Linked DNA regions of Homo sapiens: all the other regions are linked to region 1. Evidence: chromatin contacts called from ENCODE Hi-C or POLR2A ChIA-PET data. All regions are on one chromosome and are shown on one strand. The core of a region is the stretch at or near the end of the contact, and the rest is flanking DNA. Distances in the headings are between cores, read along the strand shown.

Region 1 (3,110 bases), core at 285-2,784:
ACACATATGCTACAGGCTAGGCACCTACAGTAGTTAAAGGAGCTTTCAGTCACTGGGGAAAGAAATGAGAAAACAGGCAATTCCTTTACACCATGACCAGCTCTCTCCTAATGGTACCCACAGGTTGCCATGGATGCAGACCAGCATGGCATCTTCTGGGATCAGGGAAGCTTTCATCCTCAGACTTGAATGAGGAGTAGATGTTAACCAGAAAACAAAGTGGATGTATCAGTTAGCATATACTGTGTAACAAGCCATCCCAACAGTTAAGGGCCAAGACCACAATCTTATGATTGTGGGTCACCTGGACTATTTTAGTCTGGGCCAGCTTGGCTGGGACTGGTTAATCCAGCATGGTCTCACTCACATAGCTACTAGAAGGCTGGTTTGCCTGAGAGATGGGTGATCTTCAGCTGGGACAGCTTGTCTCTGCTTCAGGTGGCCTCTCATCCTCCAGTAGACTAGTCTGAGCTTCTTCACTTTGCAGGCTAAGGGTTCCCAAAAGCAGCAAGAAAGGGCAAGCCCCAGTGCATGAGTGCTTTTCAAGCTCTGCTTCAAGATGCTTGCTAATTTCCCTTTAACCAAAGCAAATTACTTAATTTGTTCAGTTCAAAGGATGGGGAAACTCCAGCTCTAGTCACATGAGGACAACATGAGCAAAGCTCAAAGGTAAGAGAGAACATGGCATGTTGGAAGACAGCAAGTAGTTTGGAGTGGCTGGAGTCAGGCATATGTGAAGTCTCATGAAGAAAAAGCCAGATCATAAAGTGTCTTTTCAGTAAGTTCTGCTGAGGAGTTTAGAGTTTATCTTGAAGACAGGGGAGTGGTCATTGAAAGAGTTTAAGCAGGATGTTGACATGATCAATGAGATGTGTAGAGACATGGTTAGGTGGTAGAAGCCTAAAAACACTCGTTAGCCTAGACAATTCAGGAAGTTTCCAAAGAGATGACCCAGGGATAGCATAGGAGAAGATGGAAGGACTTGACTGAGAGGTGGCTCAAAGCTGACGTGTACTTTCAGAACAATGTGACCAGAAAAGAGGTTGGAGGCCCTTCAAGGTAGAGCAGAAAAGACAGAGGCTCAGGTCATCAGCAATATCCGTATGAATCTGGTGGGAGAACTCCACCAGTGTTCCTCACCTCGCTCCTTTGTGGGATCCTGCCAGACTCCAATGTCCTTGGGTTCTAAATAAACACCTACCAAGGGGCTGAGTCAAAGAGATTCCAGTCTCTGGAAGTGTCTTCTTGTCATTGTCATCACCCAGCCAAAGACTCTTTTCCTTCCAACATGTTTTTCCCTTTGACCTCAAAATAAACAATGTGTTCTAAAGGCTCTGGGGCACTCTCAAAATGCTTCTCTGACCTCGGATAGGACCATGCTTACCCATTAATTTCCAGATCTGACCTTTTCACTACACCTTTAAGCATAACTCTTTCAAAAGGCAAAAATAGAAATGACTGTTTCATTTCACCAAATTCAAGTCGCCAAGAGTGAGAACGTGTGGTTTTCACCGGTACGTTTGGGGACCAGTTTGTTGTCACTGAAACTGCCTGATATCGGGTCGGAGTGGCTGGGTATTTTTCAGTCCTTGGGGTTATAACTCAAATGTTGGAAGTGGTATCTTTTATAGGTAAAATTGAGGGAGGGGAGCATCAAAATGTGTGCGATGCAGATAATAATTTGCCAAGTTTTCTAATTTTTTTCATTAAAAAAGAACATACAGAAGAGTCTACAAGTAGGGCAGGCAGCCTTCATTCCTATGCTCTTTTCCTTGAGGGACACCTTCCCTAACCAAATAATTGAAAATAAATGGGAATTGTGGGAACAGAGGAAGACAAGAAGGAAAACTAAAAACCCAGGACCTAATCTTCCAGGGGCAGGCAGGCCACTTTTGTAGCTCAGATTCTGACCTTTTCTCCAATCAAAGAGTTCGAACAGACTGACTGATTGGAGTGCTCTGTCAGCATTAAACTCAATGCAGGGTTCTGCTCTGGCACCTTTAGGGGTGGTGGTTTAGACCCTCTGCGTGCCATGTCTTATCACCAGCACTGCTAACTGAATGGGATGCATTTTCAAAGACAGGAGAGGGTTTGAAAAACCCCAGGGCATGCTCGGAGCCTGCAGGCATTTGTTTGCTGCTGAGAACCATGGCAAGCATTTTTGACATTTTTATCAGAGTCTTAGTTAAACAATTATGTGGAGGACTGATAAAGAAGTGTGTGATAGGAGACTTCATAATTTAAAGTGCCCAAATTTGGTGAGCTTTATACTCATGTGAAATGGAAATGAAAACATGGCATGTTTTGGAATTCCTGATTCTGCTTATTTGCTTTAATAGCAGATCATTGCATAAACACTGACTCATTGCATTCTATACTGAAAGGAAGATATGGTTTGCTGTGTTCAATCTGGTCTGGCTTCCAGAACACAGTATAGAACAAGTGCCAGAAGAAGGGATGAGCTCAGCTTTATAGGTGACTGGAGAGATACCCAATTCCATGTTTTGTGCTGTACAAACACATGACCTTACATGAAGTTTTGCATAAAATATTGAAACAATACATTTCTCTTTATAAATATGTATGTAATCTGTTCTAGAGTGTATGGAGTAGACAGTAAAAAAAAATAGAATCTTCTTATTTTTGGAAGTGGGGTGAAGACGCAGGTGTGCATATGCTGCCACCTGCGTGTTATTTCACTGAGTTTTGTCAGGTTCTTTTCTTACTCATCTGCACTTTGTATGTTACCTTAAGCGCTGTAACCATTCTAAGCTGCCAGGGACATGGGTATGCAATCAAAGTCAACACTGTGATTAAAACCACCTCCTGTTGTTTACCTTTTTAGAAATTTTAATAATACAGTCAAGTCTGAAAGAGCAGAACTTTTCTCAAAGCTACACACTTGGTTGCCTCTTCTTGATTAATGCATGGGGGTGGTCACTGTAACCTAAGGTCTGACAGATGGTGCGGAGATTGATGAAGTTAAGGCCTGTTAGGTATTCCGAGTGTCTTATAAAGAAAAATAGGCTACCTTAATTCAAATTGTTGTTGCTCTTCCAACCTTCTCTTATGTAAACTCCCTGTATATTACAATGACAGACTCTCTCTCT
Region 2 (3,110 bases), core at 448-2,947, 240 kb before region 1:
ATGAAGTGAGAAATGAAAGAAGCCACATTCTGTTTCATGCCCAAAGCAACAGACAAGGCACAAATTAGAGTGTAGGGAAGCCAGTTTCTGTGACTTGATGGCATAGAATGGTGTGGCTTATCTGGCAAATTCCACGCCCCGTAACTCCTGGAATTGATCTGGATAAGAATTCACCTTGAGTAAATTTTAAAAATTAATTTAATAAATTAATAGCCCCCCCTTTGAAACACAGAAAAATTAGAATTACAGCATGAGTATCTTTTTTTGCTCTAAAACAGTACAGCCCAGCAGTTCAGCCTACACCCATCACAGAGCTTTCAAAGGAATGTATACAAGAAAATACATATACAATTACAAATTTTAAAAATTAAGTAACATGTATATACTGTTAAATATTTATATATTGATGCTTAGAAAAAGATGGGACAAATGTTAAGTGTCAGCTGGGAGGTTTTTACTTTCTTCTTTGCCATTTCTGTATTTTTCAAAATGAATATGTATATAATTTTAAAATGTGTTAACACTATTTCAAAAGGAAAACAATCACAAAAAGGAATAGATTGGAAAAGCTTCAGGGGACTTGCTATCCTTGTCTTTTTGGGTAGCTGTTCTACAAAGGCGGGTGGTGGTGGGTGCCTCCCAGCTGTGTCTCATTTCAGTCAGCGGATGCTCTGCTAAATCTAGTGATGGGCGGCCTACCTCCGAAAGGTGGGTGGGAGTGAGGGATGAGTGTAGCAGTAGTACATGCAAATGGGGCCAGGTTTTGGTGTGTGTGTGTGTGTGTGTGTGTGTGTGTGTGTGTGTGTGTGTGGTGTGTGGTTTTTTTTTTCTTTCTTTTTTTCTACAGTCTTACTCTGTCGCCCAGGCTGGCATGGAGTGGTGTGATCTTGGCTCACTGCAACCTCCGCCTCCTGGGTTCAAGTGATTCTCTGCCTCAACCTCCCAAGTAGCTGGGACTAGAGGTGCACACCACCACGCCTGGCTAATTTTTGTATTTTTATAAAGACGAGATTTCACATGTTGGCCAGGCTGGTCTCAAACTTCTGGCCTCATGTGATCCACCCGCTTTGGCCTCCCAAAGTACTGGGATTATAGGCATGAGTTACTACGCGCGGCCAGGGACCAGTTAAGATTTGACGATTACATTTTATTGAATGTTTGCATCAGAGGCACCTGGAAGGCTTGTTTAGACCACAGATTTCTGGGCGCCAGGCCCAGGGGTTCTGATTTAATAGTTCTAGGGTGGAGCCTGAGAATATGTATTTCTGACAAATCCCTCCGTGAAACTGATGCTGCTGGCCCCAGGACCACACTTTAAGTGAGGGGTAGTAAGCGGGTGGAGAACTGCATGGAGGATGAAAAGCATCCAGTTGGATTTTATATTTGCTCCCCCTTCTTCATATACACACACTGAAATCACTCCACTCTATGTTTTCTCAGATTCTTTCCCTGTCTGGAATATTTGGTTCTCTCTTCATGTTCAGTCAGTAGAAACAAGAAGTAACTCTTGGATTGAGCAGTTTTCACACAAGTAGCCCAAATGATATTGACACATCATTTCTACACAGCATCAGCTTGTTCACACACATACGCCCCCAGAGGCCAATGGCGTCCTTTGGCTTTGTTCTCCTTTTTAAAAATTCAGTGAGTAAGCTAATTTTATAGGAATGTCTCAGAAAGCTATTCCTGTAAACCCAGCGTTTGTAAATTGAAATAGAGGAAGCGGTGCTGATTACCGCAATTGTATTGAAACTTATTCATGGAGCGGTCCCTCTAGATTCAGATAGTTTGGACAGAAACCCTCCAACTCTTCCCTTACCACTCCATTGTTTGGTAAAGTTTAATGTGCTCACATGGCATCTACTTTTTCAGCCAGGGTTAATACTCCTAGCGATTCTTTCACTGGAAGGGATGACTCAGAGAGGAAGAGTTGGCATTAATTGCTTCATCAACTATGCTTATTATGAGTCATCTCTTGCTTGTCTTAGTAATTCAGCTGGAAAAAGGAGAAATGTTATCTCTGGTTCCTGAGGCCAGCTTGGGCTTCAGTGAACTAGGATACTCCCTCGTAGCCATTTGTGAGTTTCATTCAGTTACTAAGGGAATGAACAGATTGTGAATCTCATTATCCTAGCAGGTACATATAAATCTATAAATGGCGAATGGCAGTTACTTCCTGATGTTTATCAGTGATGAGATGCCACAGGCAGGACGTTAGCCCTAGAAAGGCACTGTTTTGAAGGTGGCTGATTAAGGGGCAAAAGAAAAAAAAAAAAAGCAAAAACGGAGGGATATGTTCAGGTCCCTGCCTTTACTCAGTTCCCTCCCCTAGCTTCCAATTTGATTAACAGAGGTGTCGAGGGAGGAAGAGAACAATTTCCAAATAAAACTGCCTTTGGTTCTTTTTTTGAGTGTAATGTGGTAACTGGATTATTTGGAAACACGAATTTAGGTCTCTTACTTTCTACTTCTTGCGTTCAGTTCACTCGTGTCTTCCTGTTTGGTGTATACCTTCCCCTTCTGACTCAGTCTTCTCTATTTCTCTTCTCACTGTAGCAGACCACCGTTCTTCCCCTGCCTTAGGCGTTTCTCACTTGCTGTCTGCCTTGCGTGGCTGTTTTCACTCAAGCATGTTCACTGTTCCTTTGTACGGAATAGGGGTTATCCCCACAGACCCTCCAGGTAGAAAGTACATCTTTCTTTTCACTAATAAATTAGTTTATTATTAATAGTGAAAAGAAAGTACATCTTTCTTTTCACTAATAAATTAGTTTCTATTTAGGGAGAACATACAGTGAAATCAACACATCTTAAGCGTACAGCGCAATGAGTTTTGATGAATGCATACATCCACATAATCAGCATCCTAATCAAGATATGGGACATTTCCATCACCCCAGAGCCCCTCTGCCCCCTTCCTGTCAACTTTCCACCTCCCCGTCATCAACCACTGCTTTGATTTCTGTCACTGTAATTGAATTTTGTTTGTTCTTGAGCTTCATACAAATGGAATCAGTCAGTACTTTTTCGTATCTGCTTTCTTTTGTTCAGCATATCATTTTTGAGATCATCTGTATTGTTGCAGGTAGCAACAGTTAATTTAAAAAATG
Region 3 (3,110 bases), core at 255-2,754, 200 kb before region 1:
CTTGATTGTTCGAATTAAGACTGTCATCTTTTCTGTGTGATTAACTCTTGTGTTGATATAAATATGCCTTTGGCTTACTAATGTTCAGTAAGAACTAATGACTCTTGGGAATGTTAATAGACTCTGTGAGTCCCTTTTTAATCATTTGTAACCAGGCTGTCATTCCATGTTTGTTTGGAAGCTTAGAGATAACATTTATGAACTTTGTGACACATAGTAGTTGCTCAATAAATGTTAACTGTAGAAACACATTGATTAGTTTCACTTCAGAAATAGACACTTAGAGTTCAAAATTCCCATCTGCCTAGCTCCTGAGGCCCACTTTCTTACCAGAATCTTTCCTGATACCCTCTCCTGCATAAAATGGTTCCTCTTTTGAGACTTTGTAGCTCTTTTGTACTTCTCTTATTCTGTTACGTTACTGCAAAAAAAAAAAAAAAGAAAGAAAAGAAAAGTGCCAATTGTGTACATGCTTTCCTCCCTGCTGGAATGTAAACTTTGTAAAGGCATGATCCATAGCAGATACTTCTTATTACAAACTACCTGGCAGAATTTCTTTCTAAAGAACCTACTCAGTAAGCCTGTTGGTGAACTGAGCAACATTTGGACAATTATGGCATCATCTTACAATTTTTCAGCTATTGGTTTTCACTTGTTTAGAAATGTAAAACTTTGCAAGGACTTTTATAAAAGCAAATTTCAGAATAGTTATTCACTAAGCTTTTTTATGCTAATGATGTCATGCTATCAAAAATTAGCTAGAGTAAATGGACTGTAATGAGGATGGTTTGTAATCTAGATTATATGTTCCACATGTAACATCGAAATGAAATATAAAATTGAGTTGTTGGCATGTGGTTGTGGTGAGCAGAAGCAGTTATTATACATTACTTGGTAAAATTCATATTCATATCTTGTCAGTTTACAGTGAGCCAGAGATTAAAAATAACATTTGTTTCTGTTTTAGTAACTGCTTAAAAATATCCAAAATCATTTTATTTTCTTTAGCCTGACTTCTAGTAGTGTTTTGAATATGTGGCCTTTCAAGCAGTAATGAAATGCATCAATGCGACTTGGCAGTGCCTCACAGGACATGCTTCTAGGATCATTTTTAATGATTAAAAGTCAAATTGAGTTCTAAAAAACTGACCCAAAATATAGATGAGCCAAGTAAAAACGGAAGGAAATCTGAATAAAATCTTGGTTCTTGGTCCTCTGCATGTATCCTCCACATCTGTTTTCTCCAGATCTCTTTTTTCTTGCTTGTTGATAGCACAGAGGAAGATCGCAGAGAGTAATGTACTGTATATGTTTCACATCCCCCTTCCTCTTTAGTGATAGTTTGGAGAGTATACTGCAGTCACCATGGTTTTCAGTTTGGAGAGTACAAGGATCAGATCTGTATTTTCTAGAGCCAGCTTTTGTGGCATTCTGGAGAGGTGATTGGAGAACCATGAGAGCAGGCAGACATCTGGGTGAGAGGGCACGAGGGGTGAGTGACGGCAGAGCCAGACTTGCTGGAGAGGCAGAAAGGGAAGGATTCAAGTAGCATAACCAGGAAATAGAATTGATAGGATTTGGTCCCTGCTGACCTGTGGAATAAGGGGGAAGGCAGAGGAGTTGATTCTAGTATTTCTAAGTTGGGCCACTTAGTGATATTGGGGTACCAGGAACAGGCTTAGTGGACCCACAGAAGTGACCAGACCCAGGAGTCTCTCTGAGCGCCCACCCTGGCTTCTCTGTGTTGGCTTACCCTTTCTTGGTTGGGGGTCATGGGGTGGTCAGCTTCAGTGGTGTGGTCTGAGGTGACAGGTGCTCAGGAGTGAGGACAGGGAGTAGACATCACCAATGTGAATGTGGAGGTAGGCAACAAGAGTTATTCTAGAACTGACAAATTTAATATATTTTGCTGACTGCTGAGTTCCATTTGGACAAATACCTAATGCATTTGGGGCTTAAAACCTAGATGACGGGTTGAAGGGTACAACAAACCACCGTGATACATGTATACTTATGTAACAAACCTGCACGTTCTGCACATTTGTCCCAGAACTTAAAGTAAAAAAAAAAAAAAAAAAAAAAGATTGTTCAGTTCAGTTCAGAGAGCAATAGGAGCAGTTTGCTATTCACCAAATAGGGACATCAATTCTTTACTGATTAATAGCAGTGATTCAGAAAACTGCCTTTTGTAGTAGAGCACACCAAGGGGGTCTGCCGGATGGAAAAAGAGAACAGTGCTTTGTGAACTATAATTGTTGCCATAAGTAAATACTTAAAATACACTAAAATGGCAACATCAGGAAACATGACTAAGGAGTCAGTGTACGCCACGCCCTTTCCCCCACCTTTGTGGTTGTTGAAAATTTCCACCAAGAGTGATGTATACAAAAAAGGGTAAGATCAGGGTGTTAGGTTTCAGAGGAAGGCAAAAACTTGTGTGATTCTATAAATGGAGCTTACAAATGGAAATGCACCATTCAAGGCAGAAAGTCTATCACAGTCATTAGGAATAAGCATTAGAGTGATTCTCCTTTCTTAACTTCTGCACAGAAGTTTGATGTGGTAAAGAAACAGTCTGCTCTTAGCCATGTTCCTTGAAAATACATGTCTTCAATTACTTGGTTTGTCTGAGAGAAAGGAGGGTTTGGAGGAGAAGGAAATGCCTCGTGAGTTTGACATACTATGGGAGGATTGTTGTTATTATTGCTTGATTTACATGCTCTCATTTTATACAAAGTGTACAGCACAATTTCTCAAAGAGTAATTATGATGCCAAGAAAATGGGGTGGATTCTGGGCTTCCTGCAGTCTGTCATCCAAATAATAATATTCATTACAAAGATCCTTACCCAGGAGGCCAAGGTGGGAGGATTGCTTGAGGCCAGGAGTTCAAGACCAGACTGGGCAACATAGACCCCTATCTCAAAATAAAATAAAGTAAATAAAATAAAATAAAATAAAAAATAAAATAAAATAATAAAAGCTCCATACCAGTTTGTGGCATTCCTACTGAAAACAGAGGTATACGAAATGCTTGAACAGGGCATGGAACTGGAGGTATGGATGTCATTAAGAATGGCTGAGAATTTTTTGCCAAGAGTTAGTATACTA
Region 4 (3,110 bases), core at 181-2,680, 160 kb before region 1:
CAGATAATAATATCATGTTTGACTGATAGTGATCATGTCCTAAATTTCCCAAACTGATGAGTCACAATCGTGATTCACATATTTCTGGGAATCGCCCCCCAACAACTTGCGATTTGCCTGGCGTAGCTGTAGTATATCAGAGTTTTTTAGGTGTTTAGCAGAACTGAACTATATAGCTTCTTGTCCCATGCCAATTCAAGAAAATTAATTTAATAGCTATTTTATGAAACATTTTTTCCTAACTCGACATGGATATTTTAAGGTGATTTTCCCTGCTAAGAATTCACTTGTTATAGGTGACTCTAATTGGAGAAACAGCTGTTGACTTCTAGTGTGCTCAATTAGTTTCTTTCTTCCTTTTTCTTTTTTTATTTTATTTTATTTATTTTTTATTATACTTTAAGTTCTAGGGTACATGTGCACAATGTGCAGGTTTGTTACATATGTATACATGTATCATGTTGGTGTGCTGCACCCATTAACTCATCATTTACATTAGGTATATCTCCTAAAGCTTTCCCTCCCCCCTCCCCCCACTCCATGACAGGCCCCGGTGTGCGATGTTCCCCTTCCTGTGACCAAGTGTTCTCATTGTTCAATTCCCACCTATGAGTGAGAACATGCGGTGTTTGGTTTTTTGTCCTTGCGATAATTTGCTGAGAATGATGGTTTCCAGCTTCATCCATGTCCCAACAAAGGACATGAACTCATCCTTTTTTATGGCTACATAGTATTCCATGGTGTATATGTGCCACATTTTCTTAATCCAGTCTATCATTGATGGACATTTGGGTTGGTTCCAAGTCTTTGCTATTGTGAATAGTGCCGCAATAAACATACGTGCGCATGTGCCTTTATAGCAGCATGATTTATAATCCTTTGGGTATATCCCCAGTAATGGGATGGCTGGGTCAAATGGTATTTCTAGTTCTAGATCCTTGAGGAATCGCCACACTGTCTTCCACAATGGTTGAACTAGTTTGCAGGCCCACCAACAGTGTAAAAGTGTTCCTATTTCTCCACTTTCTTCCTTTTTCAAAGAGTTCCTTTATTATTCCCAGGCCGTCGTTAGGTGTAAAAGCTAATTTAGTTTAGATTATTTTTTAAAGTGCACCTGGCATTCAAGCTATGACATTTCCTGTTGAAACAGCACTGCTATGACCTGGGAAGAAAAGATCCCAAGAAAATATAACTGAGGAATCAAATATTTGTCTGTATAAAAGGTTTCATATTAATTCATGATACCATTTATTAGTCACTTACCTTTTATGTTAGTAGCCATAAGGAGGTGTGATGGCATAGACTATTCAGGGCGAATGACAGTTGTCATGGGCAGAAGGTGCCCATGCATCAGGCAGAGCAGGGTGACCACAAAGTGGGGAGTGGCCAAATATACTTTGTCCTACTCAAGACATGAGGGCCTGTCCCAGTGGCTTGCTTGAGAACAAAGCTCATCCTGATGACTCAGCAGCCACAGTGAAGGGCTGCCTGGGGGCTGGGGGAGAAACAAGTAGGCAGATGAGGTCCAGTTGGAAACTAAATTGCTTTGGGAGGAGGAGAGTGGTCACACAATGTAGGTTTCAGTTCCGGCTGCACTGCTAATTTTGTAACCTTGGGAAAGTTACCAACCTCTCTGGAATCTCAGTTTCCTCCCCTATGAAGAAGAAAGCAGTAGCCCAGATCATCCTTGGAGGTTCCTTCCCTTCAGCTGTGACATTTTGCATTTGAAAGAGTAAGAGAAGTCACAGGACCATGGGAAAGGAAAACAGAAATGATGTAAGGGAGGCAGGTCATGGGGAGGGTGGTCAGGAACACAGGTTGGAAGTGCCCGTGGTGTCAATTCAGGTGTTCGGTGATCTCCACGGGCGAGTGACTTTTATTGGGAGAACTGTGCACTGCCTGAGGTTAGGGTTGTGCTCTGGGGAAACCGGAACCTTGAAAACACCTTGTAGGGAGCCGCGTTTCCCTTGCACGGACTGTGCTGCCTGTGCTTCCCCAGCACAGTGGGCGTCGTCGCTTTGTGTTTGTGCTGGCTGCTGTGCGGGGTTGCCTGCCTCCCCAGCCCACACCTGCTCAGCCTTCCTCCACTCATGTTTTCAGGATGCTTTTGGATGCTTCTGGCTACAGTGGATTTTCCTTCTCCTTCTGAAGCCCTTTTGAAATTATTTCTCTGCAGATTCAGACATATTTATTTATCTGGTCAATGTCCTGCCTAAAGAATCAGATAACGACTGTGTTTTTGCCTGAACTCACACATATGAATGAGCTTTTGTAAGCGGCAGCAGCAGTGTAGGTTTAGTTGGAGCTGTCTGAGCCCTTGTCAGGTTGCTACTTAGTTGTTTAGTTAGCTCTCGTTGAACTTCTGTCACATCCTCAGTTTCTGGGCAGTGTGTAAGAAGAGCTCCTTCTCTCTAGACCAGTGGTCCCTAACCTTTTTGGCACCAGGGACTGGTTTCATGGAAGACAGTTTTTCCACAGACTAGGGTGGAGCGGGGGATGGTTTTGGGATGATTCAAATGCATTTATATTCATTGTGCACTTTATTTATATTATTATGTTGTAATATATAATGAAATAATTATGCAACTCACCATAATGTAGAATCAGTGAGATCCTTGAGCTTGTTTTCCTGCAACAAAACGGTCCCATCTAGGGGTGATGGGAGACAGTGACAGATCATCAGGCATTAGATTCTCATAAAGAGGGTGCAACCTACATCCCTCACATGTGCAGTTCACAATAGGGTTCACGCTCCTATGAGAATCTCATGCCGTTGCTGACCTGACAGGAGGCAGAGCTCAGGTGGTAATTTGAACAATGGGGAGTGGCTGTAAATACAGATGAAGCTTTGCTCATTCGCCTACTGCTCACCTCCTGTTGTGCAGGAGGTCTGTAGCCCAGGGGTTGGGAACCCCTGCTCTAGAGCTTAATAATCAACTGGTGGAGACCAGTGCAATTGTAAACAAAAGTGACAAAACGATAGTAATAATGCCAATGGTAATGAAAGCTACAGACATTTTCAGAGTGCTGTGTCTCCAAGTACTGAGCTGAGCACTCTGCACTCATGAAATATGTATCCTCCTCACACACACACACGCAAAATAAATGTT

Evidence for each region. Hi-C counts contacts between places; a loop is a spot of excess contacts on that map. ChIA-PET counts read pairs that join two places held with the same protein, here RNA polymerase II (POLR2A). Pooled maps may share reads with other maps.
Region 2: a loop to region 1 is called in a map with no recorded cell type, with 4 times the contacts of the local background. The contact joins two enhancer-like sites. A Hi-C loop is called at or near these places in 2 of 168 maps with a recorded cell type or tissue (PC-9 and naive thymus-derived CD4-positive, alpha-beta T cell), 5 of 37 single-sample maps with no recorded cell type and 8 of 50 pooled maps. POLR2A ChIA-PET finds 5 or more read pairs at or near these places in 4 of 52 experiments (AG04450, CD8-positive, alpha-beta memory T cell, activated B cell and 1 more).
Region 3: a loop to region 1 is called in a pooled map, with 4 times the contacts of the local background. The contact joins two enhancer-like sites. A Hi-C loop is called at or near these places in 1 of 168 maps with a recorded cell type or tissue (naive thymus-derived CD4-positive, alpha-beta T cell), 1 of 37 single-sample maps with no recorded cell type and 8 of 50 pooled maps. POLR2A ChIA-PET finds 5 or more read pairs at or near these places in 2 of 52 experiments (activated CD4-positive, alpha-beta T cell and activated naive CD8-positive, alpha-beta T cell).
Region 4: a loop to region 1 is called in a pooled map, with 4 times the contacts of the local background. The contact joins two enhancer-like sites. A Hi-C loop is called at or near these places in 1 of 37 single-sample maps with no recorded cell type and 2 of 50 pooled maps. POLR2A ChIA-PET finds 5 or more read pairs at or near these places in 3 of 52 experiments (H1, Panc1 and T-cell).

Annotation. Positions count from the first base shown.
Region 1 is chr6:16,471,720-16,474,829 of GRCh38, reverse strand. All of the region lies in intron 6 of ATXN1 (ataxin 1), which reads left to right. Among named protein-coding and RNA genes, the nearest start is that of GMPR, 230 kb to the right of the region's middle. RefSeq lists an enhancer at 1,575-1,654. Within about 2 kb of position 1,534, at least 3 of the 41 ENCODE cell types and tissues checked have a DNase peak (open chromatin) inside an H3K27ac peak, as active enhancers do.
Region 2 is chr6:16,711,883-16,714,992 of GRCh38, reverse strand. The region is part of intron 2 of ATXN1 (ataxin 1); the gene reads left to right. Among named protein-coding and RNA genes, the nearest start is that of ATXN1-AS1, 48 kb to the left of the region's middle. Within about 2 kb of position 1,697, at least 28 of the 41 ENCODE cell types and tissues checked have a DNase peak (open chromatin) inside an H3K27ac peak, as active enhancers do.
Region 3 is chr6:16,668,640-16,671,749 of GRCh38, reverse strand. The region is part of intron 2 of ATXN1 (ataxin 1); the gene reads left to right. Among named protein-coding and RNA genes, the nearest start is that of ATXN1-AS1, 91 kb to the left of the region's middle. RefSeq lists a silencer at 975-1,054. Within about 2 kb of position 1,504, at least 19 of the 41 ENCODE cell types and tissues checked have a DNase peak (open chromatin) inside an H3K27ac peak, as active enhancers do.
Region 4 is chr6:16,634,777-16,637,886 of GRCh38, reverse strand. All of the region lies in intron 3 of ATXN1 (ataxin 1), which reads left to right. Among named protein-coding and RNA genes, the nearest start is that of ATXN1-AS1, 120 kb to the left of the region's middle. RefSeq lists an enhancer at 1,510-1,679. Within about 2 kb of position 1,430, at least 6 of the 41 ENCODE cell types and tissues checked have a DNase peak (open chromatin) inside an H3K27ac peak, as active enhancers do.